2 separate regions of the Homo sapiens genome follow, and region 2 is linked to region 1. A link is a contact called in ENCODE Hi-C or POLR2A ChIA-PET data. All regions are on one chromosome and are shown on one strand. Each heading gives the region's core, a stretch centred on a gene start or an enhancer-like site at or near the end of the contact. The rest is flanking DNA. Distances are from core to core; before and after follow the strand shown. Region 1 holds the start of PSMA4 (proteasome 20S subunit alpha 4). Region 2 holds the start of CHRNA3 (cholinergic receptor nicotinic alpha 3 subunit).

Region 1 (6,691 bases), core at 1,419-3,918:
CTTGTTCTTTAGTAAGATTCAGTGTAATTCAACAAAATCCTGCGTAGCTATTCTAAACAATACTTTGAGGGCCTACTAAATGCCAGATACTATACTATTTTATTTCATTCATTTTATTTCATTAAACTGCCACAACCACTTTAGGAGGCTCTGAGGCCCAAAGAAATTAAATAATCGGTGCAAGGTCACATAGCCTGCATGGGTGAAGCCTGGAGTTGAACCCAAATCTGTGTGACTACTAAGTCTGTACTCTTATCATTACACAATGCTAGTTTCTCCACTAAGTGTTTGCCCTGCACTTAAAAGGAGTAACACATGGTACCAGGCCTCAAAGAGGTTTCAAGCAAAATAAAGGCACAATTTCAATTCTACCACATCGCACGGAAGAGCCCTCCCAAATTACATAGATCCCACTTATGTGAGAAAGTGAGATTTTTTTTAAACTCTTTCCTAAAATCTCACTTACTCATTGAGTTTATAAATTTTTTCAGAAAAAAAGACTTCATCAAGAAGCTTGTGGATGTTGCGTCTCTCTGCTGCAAGCAAAACACCATCATTTGCTAAAATTCCCAAACAGGTGCCTGCATGTCCAATAGCTTCCATGGCATATTCAACTTGGTATAAGCGACCTACAAAACAAAAGCAGTGAGAAGCCAAGACTCTCCTCTGTGCTCCTGCACCACTGGCCCAAAAGAAATCAGCAATGAAGCAAGCTAGAAACAAATTTCCACTTTCACTCTTCTATGGTATAATCAACCTGGTGATGATAATTGCTTCAAAGTACAAAAAGGATGAACTTTGCAACTACCAAAAAAAGTTTGTAATTTTTTTTTCTAAAAGTCTAACACATTTATTTTTAAACTTGAGGCAGATTAAACAATTTCTATTTTACCTTCTGGAGAAAATATAGTGGTCCTGGAGTCATATCTTCGAGACTGCAAAGGAAAAACACATGAGTGATTCCTACCCACTGAAAGTAGGCCAACTCCTGCAAGCCTACAAATGATCTTACAAAACCTATCCTGGTATACAAAGTTCAATAGGTGAGAGGAAACTGACAAGAAAAAAGGCACCTTCTCACTGCTTTCCTTCTATTTCAATTTTCCCACTCAAGTCTGTAAACTGAGTACAAGCAATACTGTTTATCAGGCAACCGTTTATTGGCATGTGTATTAACTCACCATGTTTTCTGAACTTTATATAGTTCCTGTAAAAAGAAAATCAGATCATCATTAAAATAAGATTCACAAATTAAAAAGCATTTGCTGACTTTACAAATCTGTTTTATTTACTCCCTTTATTCAGCTAAGTGTCAGGCATTATGCTAGATGCTGGAATACCAAAATGTGTAAAACCAGTTCCTGTCCTGAAAAGCTAATACTGGCAGTTAGGTGAGAGAGGCAGTCATAGATTATAATGTGGAAAGAGGAACCGGGGGTAGGGTGGGAAAAGGGATGATGAAAGAATCAAGAAAGTATTTTTTGAGAAATCGATACAGAAAATGAAAGTAAATCAGAGATGGGAGAGGCAGAAATAAGGCTGAGAACCCTTGGGTCTAAGAGAAAGAACAGGGGAAGAAAGAAGGGCATTCCACACAGAGCAGAAAGTATGAACAAAGGGTACGGAGGCAGGATAGTTTAGTGGGCATGAGATAAACTGCTGATGCTTTTAAAATATATATAAATAAGAGCTAAGCGAGTATCCAAATCACGCAGAGCCTTGAAAGCCAAGGCAAGAGGCTGAGGCCTTCTCCAGAGAGTGATCTGGGTCCTGAACTTGGGGGTGGAGGCAGTTATCTTGGGCACCATCAGTACCATTCGTGCAAAAGGCAATACTAGGTGTTCAGCGTTATTTGGTAAAGCCTCAGTCCAAGGCCCACATTTCCAAATACTGGAATATAGGGAATCAAGACTGGAAAGGTAAGCTGGAATCAAATCCTGGAGAGCCCGCGTGCCCAGGTAAAAACAGAATTTTATCTCTCAGCCAATGGGGCTCCTCTGAATGATTCCCAAGGCCCACAGGAACTGATTGGCATTTTAAATGATCACTCTGGCTGGTGAGAGACCGAGGGCAGCGAACTGGTTGAGGTAATTGCAATAGGAATGGTGCAAAGTAAGGATGGCACAGAGCAGAGAAGCAGGGAGGACACAGAGACACTCGCCGGGGATTTCTGATTCGAGCTTTAAGCACAACTTTCTGTTGTCTCCACGCCTGACGCCGGGCACAGCACTATTTTGAGTTCACCGGCACCTCCGGGAGAGCTAACTTTCACGTACCGAACTCCTGAGGACGGAAGCCACCCCAACTCTCGGTCCTGCCCACAGACCCCCACCCTCAGCCCGCCCCCTCGCGGGCCCCGGCGTCCAGGCTTGGCACTGGGAAGCCCCCGACGGCGGCCGGCGGGGGCCATTCCCGGCGGTCGGTCCGTCACAGAGGAGGCGGTGCAGAGTCATCGTGCCCACGGCTCCTCGGCGGCAACTGCAGGCCGGGACCGACTGTCTTGACGTTCACGACCCCCGCCCAATGGGAAAGCGGCCAAGCTTCCGCGGGCCCCAAGGGGCCAAAGGCTCACCAGATGGAAGACCCTGAAGACCTGAGATGTCCACGGAGCCCTTAACTCCACGGAAGAATAAACCACCACCGCTCACCGAATAACCGCTGCTAATATGGCCCCCGCGCATGCGCAGAACCGCTGGGTTGGGGCGGGGGGAGCGGGACGGCCGAGGACGCGGAAGTCCTTCTTGCGGGGCGGAGCTAGAACCCGTGCCCCTCGTGGGAGCTGGGTCGCGGGGGTGCTGAGGCTCTGGGGCGCTGCAGCTTAGGCTAGGGTCCTCAGCAGGTGGAGGAGTTGCTGTGCCATGGGGAAGAGGGCAGGAAGACAGTAGCCAACCAGGAGGTGGAATAGCTAATTTCTTTCTCTTACCCTTGGCGCTCTCCTTTCATTTTCTCTTCACTATTCAGACCTAGGATAGCAAATAGTGTGGACCGGCTTCTTAATTGCTATCATTCCTGTCCTGTTTCCCAAAATGGTTCCAACCACATGAGACTTTACCCCTCTCATCACCTTCCTTTTTCATTCTGGCTTTCACTTTTACTGCTGATGCATACATTTTGGACATACACATTATGATGAGGAAGGCCGGGTGGCTCATGCCTGTAATCCCAGCACCTTGGGAGGTCGAGGCGGGTGGATCACCTGAGGTCGGGAGTTCGAGACCAGCTTGGCCAACATGGTGAAACCGTCTCTACTAAAATTAACAAAAATTAGCCGGGTGTGTGGTGCACGCCTGTAATCCCAGCTACTTGGGAGGCTGAGGCACGAGAATCGCTTGAACTCGGGAGGCGGAGGTTGCAGTGAGCCGAGAGTGCGCCACTTCACTCCAGCCTGAGACTCCATCTCAAAAAAAAAAAAATTATGATGAGGGTCGAGCATGGTGACTCATGCTTGTAATTACACCGCTTTGGGAGGCTGAGGCAGGAGGATGGCTTGAGGCTAGGAGTTTGGAGGCTGCAGTGAGCTATGATCGCACCACTGCACTCCAGCCTGGGTGACAGAGAAAGACACTGGCTCTAAAAATTAAATTAAAAAAAATTATGATCAGGTTCACACTTTTGGGGGAATTTTCACCTTGGTCTCTTTCTCTGCTTTTCACCAGTCAGAAAGGATTTCCCTGACCAGCACAGTTAAAGCAATACCCTACCGTCAGCATATACTCGCACCATTTTATCTTCTTTACTGAAATTGTCATACTTGTTTCTGTGTTCATTATCCATCTCTCCACCTTTTTGCTCATTCAGCCTCGGTCCGTATGTAAACTATCTACTATGCATTTTAGGTTTTTTCAGGCTAGAAGGTTGACTAGATCTGGGTTAATATGAAGTCATCTGCTCACAGTCTCTCCCAAAAAGCAGCCCACTGGGCAGAAACTCCTCTTCATGTTGGTTGCAAAATTATTGGGGGATCTGGGCTTTGAAAAGGAGATAGCTTGGAAGTAAGTTACATTTTGAGGTCTCGCCTATCGTCTCTACTTTCCAAGCACACAGGGAAGTGAGCCAAGGCAAGATGGCAAAGAGCCACACGCAGGTGGTGCTCTGAAAGCATCCTCAGGTGGTGTAACTTATGGCATCTCTGAGGGCCCCTGCCTGCCACCTTAGTTCATTCTGCGGAATTCAGTGAACAGTCACTTTTAAGTGAGAGGTAGAATTTCTCAGGTCAAGAGAGGGATTCCTTGAGAAAAAGGGCAAGAGAAGAATGAGTCTGACAAGTGTGGGTGACTGAGTAGTTCGGTCTGATCTGAATGGAGGAGATAATACAGGAAGTAAGGAAAGGCATTTGAGGCCTAAGTGTAGAGTGCCTTTAATGCCAGAATTTGTTTTGGTCAGTAATGGGAAGACAGGATTAAAGTGATGTTTTAGGATGATGAACCCTCAACATCTCTCATCCCACATGTTCCTCTTACAATGTGCCACAGATGGTTCCCACTGAGAGGTTCTGTGTCCCCTTATTCTGAATCTGGGTGAGCCTGTGACTACAATGGAAGTGATATCATGTGACTTCCAAGAGCAAATCACAAATGGTGATATGGTTCTGTCTTGTCCTCTTGGGATGGTCGTTCTTGGGACCCAGGCACTGTGCTGTGAGGAAGCAAAGGCCACATGGAGAGGTGTTTGGCCAACAGCCTAGATGAAGTCCCAGTGTCACCTGCCAGACAGCTGAGTGAAGATTCCTCCAGATGATCCTAGTACCCAGTTGTAACCAGGCAGCTTAGCTTCAAACTGCATTAAAAATTTTTTCCCCTTTTCCTTGGGTTTAAAGATATAACCTTGAAGCAAACTGCAGAAACCTTTTCTAGAGTCCACATCCCTCCCTTTCTCATTGTATATACTCCCTTCACATTTATCCAACTGTCTACTAGTATCTAATTATGTGTCTTCTTAGAAGTTCCAGGGGTCAATCCTGAGACACACAGACCAAGTCTGGAGACCCAGCTGCAAAGTTCCAGAGATTACTTCAAGACAGCTAGTTAACAACCTGGCTGTTGTTGAAATGCCATCAGCCCAGGGTCCAGGTGGACCAGGACCCAAGATAGCCACCAGAATAAGACACACAGACACTGTACTCAGCCCAGTTCTTGTCTGCCTTCCTTATCAAGTTTTCCCTTTTTAAACCCCTGCCTTCTTCCTAAAAATAGAAGCCGTTAATTTGGATAGGAATCCGATTGCTTTCCCTTTACTATTTTTGGCTAATAAATTCTGTCTTTCTATTATACCTCACCCTTGTCAATTGGACTCTGTAAGAAGCAAGTGTTCGGTTACACAGTGATTGAGTCTCTCCCAGGCATCAAATCTCTCCCAGCCTTAAAGTCTTCCTAGCTGAGGCCCCAACACTGGGGGGAGCAGAGACAAACTGTCCCAGGGCCTGCCTGAATTCATGACTGCCAGAAACCATGAGCTAATAAAATGATTAAAGTTTTAAGCCACAATTTTTTTTGGTCATCACACAGCAATATATGTAACCAGAGTTTTTATCTGCCTACATAATATGAAGTGCAGAGGTTAGGGAGACTAAGAATACCAGAAAGTAAAGTTCTGTTGTAGTCCAGGGGCGCTAAAAGCCTGAACAGAAGAAGGCACTTGCAAGAGCAAAGAGTCTTTGCCAGACATATGGTATTGATTCCTAAATCTGGAACTGGGTTTTCTCCACGTTGTTTGAAAGGACCAGGACCTGGCACTTGTAGTGGTGTGTTCATTCTTACAGTTTATTCAACAGATCTTTACTGGGTCTTCTAGGGGCCTGGCACGGTGCTAGGTCCTGAAAGTAAAGTAAAATAAATATTTAATTTATGTATTATATTAGGGTCTTCCAGAGAAACCGAATCAATGGGATGGAAGGATGGATAGGTAGATAAACAGGAGGGGATTTATTATGGAAATAAATTATGGAGGCTAGGAAGTCCCACAATTGCTGTCTGTAAGCTGAAGAACCAGTGAAGCCAATTATGTGTTTCAGTTTGAGTCTAAAGGCTTGAGAACCAGAGGAGATGATGGTGTAACTCAGTCTGAGGCTGAGGACCTAAGAACCTGAGGGGCCGCTGGTTAAGTCCTGGAGTTTGAAGGCCAAGAACCTGGAGTTTTGCTATCTGAGGGCAAGAGAAGATGGCTGTCCCAGGAGAGAGACTGAATCCATCTTTCCTTTGTCTTTTTGTTCTATCCAGGCCCTCAACAGATTGGATGGTGCCCACCCATATTGGTGAGGGGGATCTTCCTTACTCAGCTACTGATTCAAATGCCAGTCTCTTCTGGAAACTTCCGCACAGACATGCTTAGGAATAACGCTTTACTACCTATCTCTGTATCCCTTAATCCAGGCAAGTTGGCACCTAAAACTAACCATCACAGCCACCAAAGAGTTTATATAAACCACATGAAATTGATTGATTGGAGACAAGTTAGAACAAACACCAAATAGTAAAATATCAATGTAATGCAGCATGTAAACATCTAAACAGTGGTCAGCAATATTTGCATTAGGAATTGAGTGAAAGGAAATCCATGTTAGCAGGGGCAATCAAGAGGGAAATCTATACAGTTTCATCAATTCAGAGGATCAACACTGGTCTGGAAGTGAAACCCAAGTTTCAGTCCATTATTCTGGTTCCCAGTTTTTAGCTTGAGAGGTCAACCTAGATAA
Region 2 (6,691 bases), core at 2,894-5,393, 81 kb before region 1:
GACTGAGGGCCCCCTGGGTTGTGGGGTGAGAGGATGTGAGTGGCCGGGTGGGCACTTTGCTGCTTCTTTCTGGGTTGTGGCTGATGAGGCCCTAAGTAAATATGTGAGCATTGGCCATCAACCCCATCAAACCAGCCACAGCCGTGGAACAGGCAAGGATGGGGGCCTGGGCTGTCCTCTCTGAATGCCTTGGAGGGATCCCAGGAAGCCCCAGTAGGAGGGAGCTTCAGACAGTTCAATTCTGGCCTGTCTTCCTTCCCTGCACCGGGCAATGGGGATAAAGATGACTTCGTAGCAGCACCTACTATGCTTCAGGCATGGTGCCGGCCTGCCTCTCCATCACCATCTCTCTCCACTTCCCCTTGTCCAGTTCCTCACACACTTCTAGATTCTTCCCAGCTCAGAGGCTTGGCATTTGCCATATCATCATCTTTTTTTTTTTCTTTTAAACGGAGTCTTGCTATATCGCCCAGGCTCAAGTGATTCTCCTGCCTCAACCTCCCAAGTAGCTGGGATTACAGAAAGCCGCCACCGTGCCCAGCTAATTTTTGTATTTTTGTTGGCCAGGCTGATTTCGAACTCCTGACCTCAAATGACCCACCTGCCTCGGCCTCCCAAAGTGCTAGGATTACAAGTGTGAGCCACTATGCCTGGCCTTCCCTATCTTCTACCTGAACCTTCTTCCTCTTCCCCCAGGGCTTCCCAAGCTCTTTCCACAGCCACATCAGTCAGGGCATGGCTCCAATCCATTCTTTGCTCCAATGTCACCTCCTCTGAGAGGCCTTCCCTAACCACCCAATCATTCTAAAGCAGCCTCCCTACAGTCACGTTACCCTGCCTCCTTCCTCGAGCACTCCTGTGTACCTGTCGCTCTTATCTGGTGGCATGTATGTCATCCACAGCTCACCCACTAGAGTGTGAGCTCCATGAGAACAGGGACCTGCTCCTTCACATTCGTGGTAGTATCCCCAGGGCCTAGGACAGAGCTTGGCACACAGTAGGTGCTCAATAAATGTTTGTTGAATGAATGAATGGCTCCTACCCCTCCTTCAAGTCCAGATGCCCCTCCTCTGAGCAGCCATCCCTAGTTCCCCCATCTGAAAGGCATGACCTGCTCCTCCATGACTGCGGTGCTGGTCACTTTCCACTTCTCTCTCATGGCTGGGTTCAGGTCTGTCTCCCACACGGATGCTCTGATTCACTCCTCGCACATACTGCCTTTTGCACAGTGCCTGGCATGTAGTAGGCACTCAAAATATTTGTGGAATGGAGGAGGATGTTCTAAAAAATTCTGTTTTAAAAATTATTATACAATAAAATTGACTTTTAAATATATAGTTCTAGGAATTTTAACACATGTATAGATTGGTATAACCACCATCACAATCAGGACCCAGGAAAGATCTGTCACGCAAAACAACTCCGTCCTGCTATTCCTTTAGAGTCCTGACTCCCTGCACTCCTAGCCCCTGGCAACCACATATCTTTTCTCCTTCACTACAGTCGGGTCTTTTCAAGAATGCCATTTAAATGGAATCATACAGTAGTGACCTTTGGAGACTGGCTTCTTTAATTCAGCATAGTGCCTTCGAGATTCAATCAAGTTGGGTTTTTTTCGTATTGCTGAGGAGTGTTCAGTGGTATGATGTTGACGCACATTTAGGCTGTTTCCAGTTTTTGGCAATTATGAATAGAGCTAATATAAAGATTCACATATAGGATTGTGTATGAATAAAAGTTTTCATTTATTTAAACACTCAGGAGGGTGATTGCTAGGTTATATGGTAAGTGTATATTTAACTTTATATGAAACTGTTGAGGCCGGGCATGGTGGCTCACACCTGTAACCCCAACACTTTGGGAGGCCAAGGCGGCAGATCACCTAAGGTCAGGAGTTCAAGACCAGCTTGGCCAATATGGTAAAACCCTGTCTCTACTAAAAATACAAAAATTAGCCAGGTGTGGTAGTGTGTACCTGTAATCCCAGCTACTCGGGAGGTTGAGGCAGGAGAATTGCTTGAACCTGGGAGGCAGAGGTTGCAGTGAGCCGAGATCGTGCCACTGCACTCCAGCCTGGGTGACAGAGCGAGACTCTGTCAAAAAAAAAAAAGAACAAAAGAAAGAGAAAGAAACTGTCAAACTGTTTTCTGGAGTGGCTATACCATTTTGCAATCCCACCAAAGTATGAGAGATCCAGTTGTTCAGCAACTGGATTCCACCCTGGTTTTAATTTGCGTGTCCCTGATGGCTAGTGATTTGAACATCTTCCACGTGCTTTTTTTTTTTTTTTTGTCTTCTGTATACCTCTTTGGTGAAGAGTCTGTTTAACTCTTTTGCTCATTTAAAAAATTGTTCGTTTTCTTACCATTGAGACTTTCTTTAGAAAACAACTTTATTGAGGTATAATTTACATACCATAAAATCCACCCATTTGAAGTACAATTCAAAGAGTTGTCGTAAGCTTACCACCAGAATCCAGTTTTAGAACATCTGCATCACCCCAGTAAGACCCCTCATATGCATCTACACTTAGTGTTGAGTTTTGAGAGTTCCTTATACATTCTGGATACAAGTCCTTTGTTGGATATATAACTTACAGTATTGTCCCAATGGGGGACATTTGCCAAGAGTTGAGAATGCTGTAATTGGAGGCCTGAGAGGTGGGTCCCAATTCTTACATTTTCCATTCCACAAACTGTCTCCTTTTGTTTGGTTTTAATATGGGTAAACAGCACATTCTGGAAATGATAAAGGTGACTCTCCATTTGCTGAATGCCAGGAGGAGAGTTTATGACAGAACTTCCTCCTGCAATAAAAGGATGTCAAAGAAGCCAACATCAAGGTGCCCCCCATCCCTGGTGGGTGGTCAGAGAGGGCAGGAGGCTCCAGGGCACCCTGCCTGGCCAATCAGTGCACATTCTTGGGGTTGCAGATGGTGGCGGGGAAGGGGACAGGTTCTGCAGGGGACTAGGGTGGGAACCCCATTGCCCTCTCAGATTGCTCCATCAGAAGAGCAGATGAGGCTGCACACAGTGGCTCACGCCTGTAATCCCAGCACTTTGGGATGGGAGGTGAACTACCGTCACAGCTGTAGTTCATTTGCTTGATACACCGCTTCCTTTCAACCCCCACATCCTCACCACCTGTTTCTTTGATCACCAATAAATAGCGTGGGCTCCCACAGCTGGGGGCCTTCGTAGCCTCCATACGTTGGCCGCCTGGTCCCGCTTTCTCTCTTGTCTTTTCTCATTCTTTTGACTCCGCCTGACTTTGTCACCCCCATGGCCTGGGGTTGGGTCTGATCACCCCAAAAAATTTTTCATTAAGGAACAATCCAAACGTATTCCAAAGTTAAGAGAACAGTATAACAAACCTCCAGGTACCATCATCCTGCCTCGACAATTATCAACTCATAGCCAATATTGTTTCAACTAACTTCCACCCACCCCTAAGCTATAAGGACTTAAAAAAAAAATACCAGTACTATATCTAAGTTTTTTTGTTTTGTTTTGTTTTGTTTTGAGATGAAGTCTCACTCTGTCACCCAGGCTGGAGTGCAGTGGCGCAATCTCGGCTCACTGCAGGCTCTGCCTCCCGGGTTCACGCCATTCTCCTGCCTCAGCCTCCCGAGTAGCTGGGACTACAGGTGCCTGCCACCACGCCGGGCTAATTTGTAGAGTATTTTTAGTAGAGACGAGGTTTCACCATGTTAGCCAGGATGGTCTCTGACCTCGTGATCCGCCCGCCTTGGCCTCCCAAAGTGCTGGCTGGGATTACAGGCGTGAGCCACTGCTCCCGGCTAAAATATTTAACAATTATTTAATAGCATGAGATACACAAGGCGTCCTTCCCAGGGTGTGTTAGCGTCTCTCCTACGGCGCCCGCCTAGCCCGGTGGTCCCAACCCCCTGCGGGAGCTGCACACGCCCCGGAAACCTGGGACAGAAACTGAGTCCCTCTCCTTCCTGGTGGTGGTGACAGCACCTGCTCAGATCTGGTCGGACGCCGCCGGCCGGAGCACCCAGCCCGGCGGAGAAGGAGCTCGCCCGGCGCTGGGGACTGGGACCTGGAGCCCCTTCCCCTACCGCACGTACGCCCCGCCCCGCGCACGCCCGCCCGCCCGCCCGCGCCTGGCGCAGCTTCACTCCGGATGGTTCCTGTCCTCCCGCGGGTCCGAGGGCGCTGGAAACCCAGCGGCGGCGAAGCGGAGAGGAGCCCCGCGCGTCTCCGCCCGCACGGCTCCAGGTCTGGGGTCTGCGCTGGAGCCGCGCGGGGAGAGGCCGTCTCTGCGACCGCCGCGCCCGCTCCCGACCGTCCGGGTCCGCGGCCAGCCCGGCCACCAGCCATGGGCTCTGGCCCGCTCTCGCTGCCCCTGGCGCTGTCGCCGCCGCGGCTGCTGCTGCTGCTGCTGCTGTCTCTGCTGCCAGGTACGCGCACAGGCGTTAGGGCTCCGGAGGGACGGGCGCCCGAGAAGGGGCGCGGGGTCCGGAGGGGCTGCCGGCGAGAACACCGCGCGGGCGAGCGGAGAGGGCTGGCGCCGTCGCCGGGGACTCGGAACCCGCGCAGACTGGCTCCAGCCCGGCGGCGACTTGGGTGGGGTGGCTTTTTCCCTTTCGGCTCACCTCCCACCCCTAGCCACCACCAAACCTGGGAGTCACTGAGCGGGCGCTGGTACGCGCCGGGTGATGGGGAGGTCGAGACCGGGTCCTTCGTCTTGGGCGCAGGAGTTGGGGATTCGCGTCCCCGCGCTGCCCGTCGCCCTGCCCCGCGCACTGGCTCCCAAACTGGCGCGCCCAAGCCTCCCGCTCCACCGTCTGCATCCCGCCCACCTCCTCATTTGACGGAGATGGCTGAAGACTTGGCCAAGGCCACCTCGGGAAGAGGGGAGTCGCTTCGGGACTGGGGCTGGAGCTGGAGCGCCAGCCTCTCCTCCGGTTGTAGCCTCCTAGCGCTCCTGGCTGCGTCGCTGAGGGACCCTCCACCGGGAGAGCGCCTCCTGTCTTCCTCCCGCTCTCCAGAGGAGCCTGCTGGGGGAAGCCGGCCCTGGCCCGCCGCTGGGAGGCTCTTGGGTGCCTGGGAGGGCTGGTGGGTAGCGAGAGTCGGGGACCGGGCAAGGCTGCAGGGAATTCCTGGAGGGCCCAGGCCGGCGGTCTGTCGTGCGGCTGTGAGCTCAGAGCGCTTTCCGCCCTCGGTGCCGAGGCCTGCACTACTCAGAACGCCATACGCTCTCAACCGACCTCCTGCCTGGGACCCTTCTTTCATCCTGGGGAAGGAGAGTGGGGAGCAGGAAAAATCCTATTTCAAGACCTGAGGAAGTTGGATTCAACTTCCTAGAGGATTCTCCTCCCGCTTCCCCAAGCTGCCCCCAGATCTGTACGTGGGAATCAGAAGACAGCTGACCCGGTATGCCTCACTTGTGCTGGGGTGTGGCTTAGGAACAAAGAGGGGTGCCCAAGGGTTGCAGAGGTCAGAGTCTTTCATCAGGATATGAAGACAGCATCAGCAAGAGCTGGGGGTCACACGAGATCACGGGAGTCACACAGTGCCTTGGCTTCTAAGAGGGCTGGTGGCCACCCCTACAGGGTGGAATGCAGGAGAGGCCCAGACCTGGGCTGTGTTCTCCCGGAGGCTGGGAGGTAGAAGACCTGGGCCTGGGCGACCGTGGTTGGCCCTGCCCCTGGGAGCGGACTGGCCATCTTTCCATCGTGGAAGCAGTGAGTGGCTGTACCCAGGCAGACAGCATTTGCCCCACACCCCCACCCGGCAGAAACAACCCAGGAAAAGATTGCGAATAGTTCTTGACCTCTTACCGCAGCACCAAGCTGTGCACTTCCTTCACAACAACCCTTTGAGGTGGATACGTTTATAATCCTTATTTTGACTGGTAAAGACACAGGTTCAGAGAGGTTAAGCCACTTGCCTAAGCTCACACAGCTTACAAGTGATTTGTCAGGATTTGCACCAGATCTGTCCAACTCCAGAGCCCAGGCTTGCAACCACTGTGCTTCTCACTGAATGCGTGTGGCCAGGTAGAATCCTGCCCCTCTTGGGCCTCAGTTTCCCATTTTGTAACCCACTGGGTTAGACTGGCCTGAAAGTCTAGGGTTCCACAGAATCCCCCCACAGGTGGAGGGGATGCTGTAGATGGGTGATGTTTCTGCTGGGCTGGGTGGGGGAGGTTAAGTAACGATTTCCCCAGGGACTGACAGGGCTGCTTCCCACAGTGGCCAGGGCCTCAGAGGCTGAGCACCGTCTATTTGAGCGGCTGTTTGAAGATTACAATGAGATCATCCGGCCTGTAGCCAACGTGTCTGACCCAGTCATCATCCATTTCGAGGTGTCCATGTCTCAGCTGGTGAAGGTGGTGAGTGCTGGAAGCCACGAGCCGTGGCCATGGGGACCGGGGCTTCTGGAGGAGCCTTTCCCAGAATTAGTCTTGTTTTGTAATTCTCCTGTCAACTTTAATTCCTCTTTCTAGGATGAAGTAAACCAGATCATGGAGACCAACCTGTGGCTCAAGCAAGTAAGTGACCAGACCCTAGGCACTGCTGCCCCCTGGTGGTGACTGTTTTATTTGCTTTAGGTGAACCAAGAAAGGCCTAAAGACCAGGCTTCATTTACTTCTGTGGAACCCAGATTGGGGTCCACTGACTGGCAGATATATCTCTTCTAAGGCTTGAGGTCACATGCAC

What was found. Hi-C counts contacts between places; a loop is a spot of excess contacts on that map. ChIA-PET counts read pairs that join two places held with the same protein, here RNA polymerase II (POLR2A). Pooled maps may share reads with other maps.
Region 2: a loop to region 1 is called in a pooled map, with 3 times the contacts of the local background. The contact joins the promoter of CHRNA3 here to the promoter of PSMA4 in region 1. A Hi-C loop is called at or near these places in 1 of 168 maps with a recorded cell type or tissue (DLD1) and 4 of 50 pooled maps. POLR2A ChIA-PET finds 5 or more read pairs at or near these places in 3 of 52 experiments (A673, MCF 10A and activated CD4-positive, alpha-beta T cell).

Annotation. Positions count from the first base shown.
Region 1 is chr15:78,536,421-78,543,111 of GRCh38, reverse strand. PSMA4 (proteasome 20S subunit alpha 4) reads right to left here and starts at 2,668. Exons shown (of 9, transcript NM_002789.6): 1 at 2,573-2,668; 2 at 1,182-1,207; 3 at 893-935; 4 at 467-629. The coding sequence starts at 1,184. HYKK (hydroxylysine kinase) reads right to left here. Exons shown (of 5, transcript NM_001013619.4): 5 at 6,467-6,691. RefSeq lists enhancers at 1,520-2,412, 2,521-2,630 and a silencer at 2,171-2,440.
Region 2 is chr15:78,618,448-78,625,138 of GRCh38, reverse strand. It overlaps CHRNA3 (cholinergic receptor nicotinic alpha 3 subunit), which reads left to right and starts at 4,143. Exons shown (of 6, transcript NM_000743.5): 1 at 4,143-4,426; 2 at 6,224-6,363; 3 at 6,478-6,522. The coding sequence starts at 4,345. It overlaps CHRNB4 (cholinergic receptor nicotinic beta 4 subunit), which reads left to right. Exons shown (of 6, transcript NM_000750.5): 6 at 1-1,028. The coding sequence ends at 6.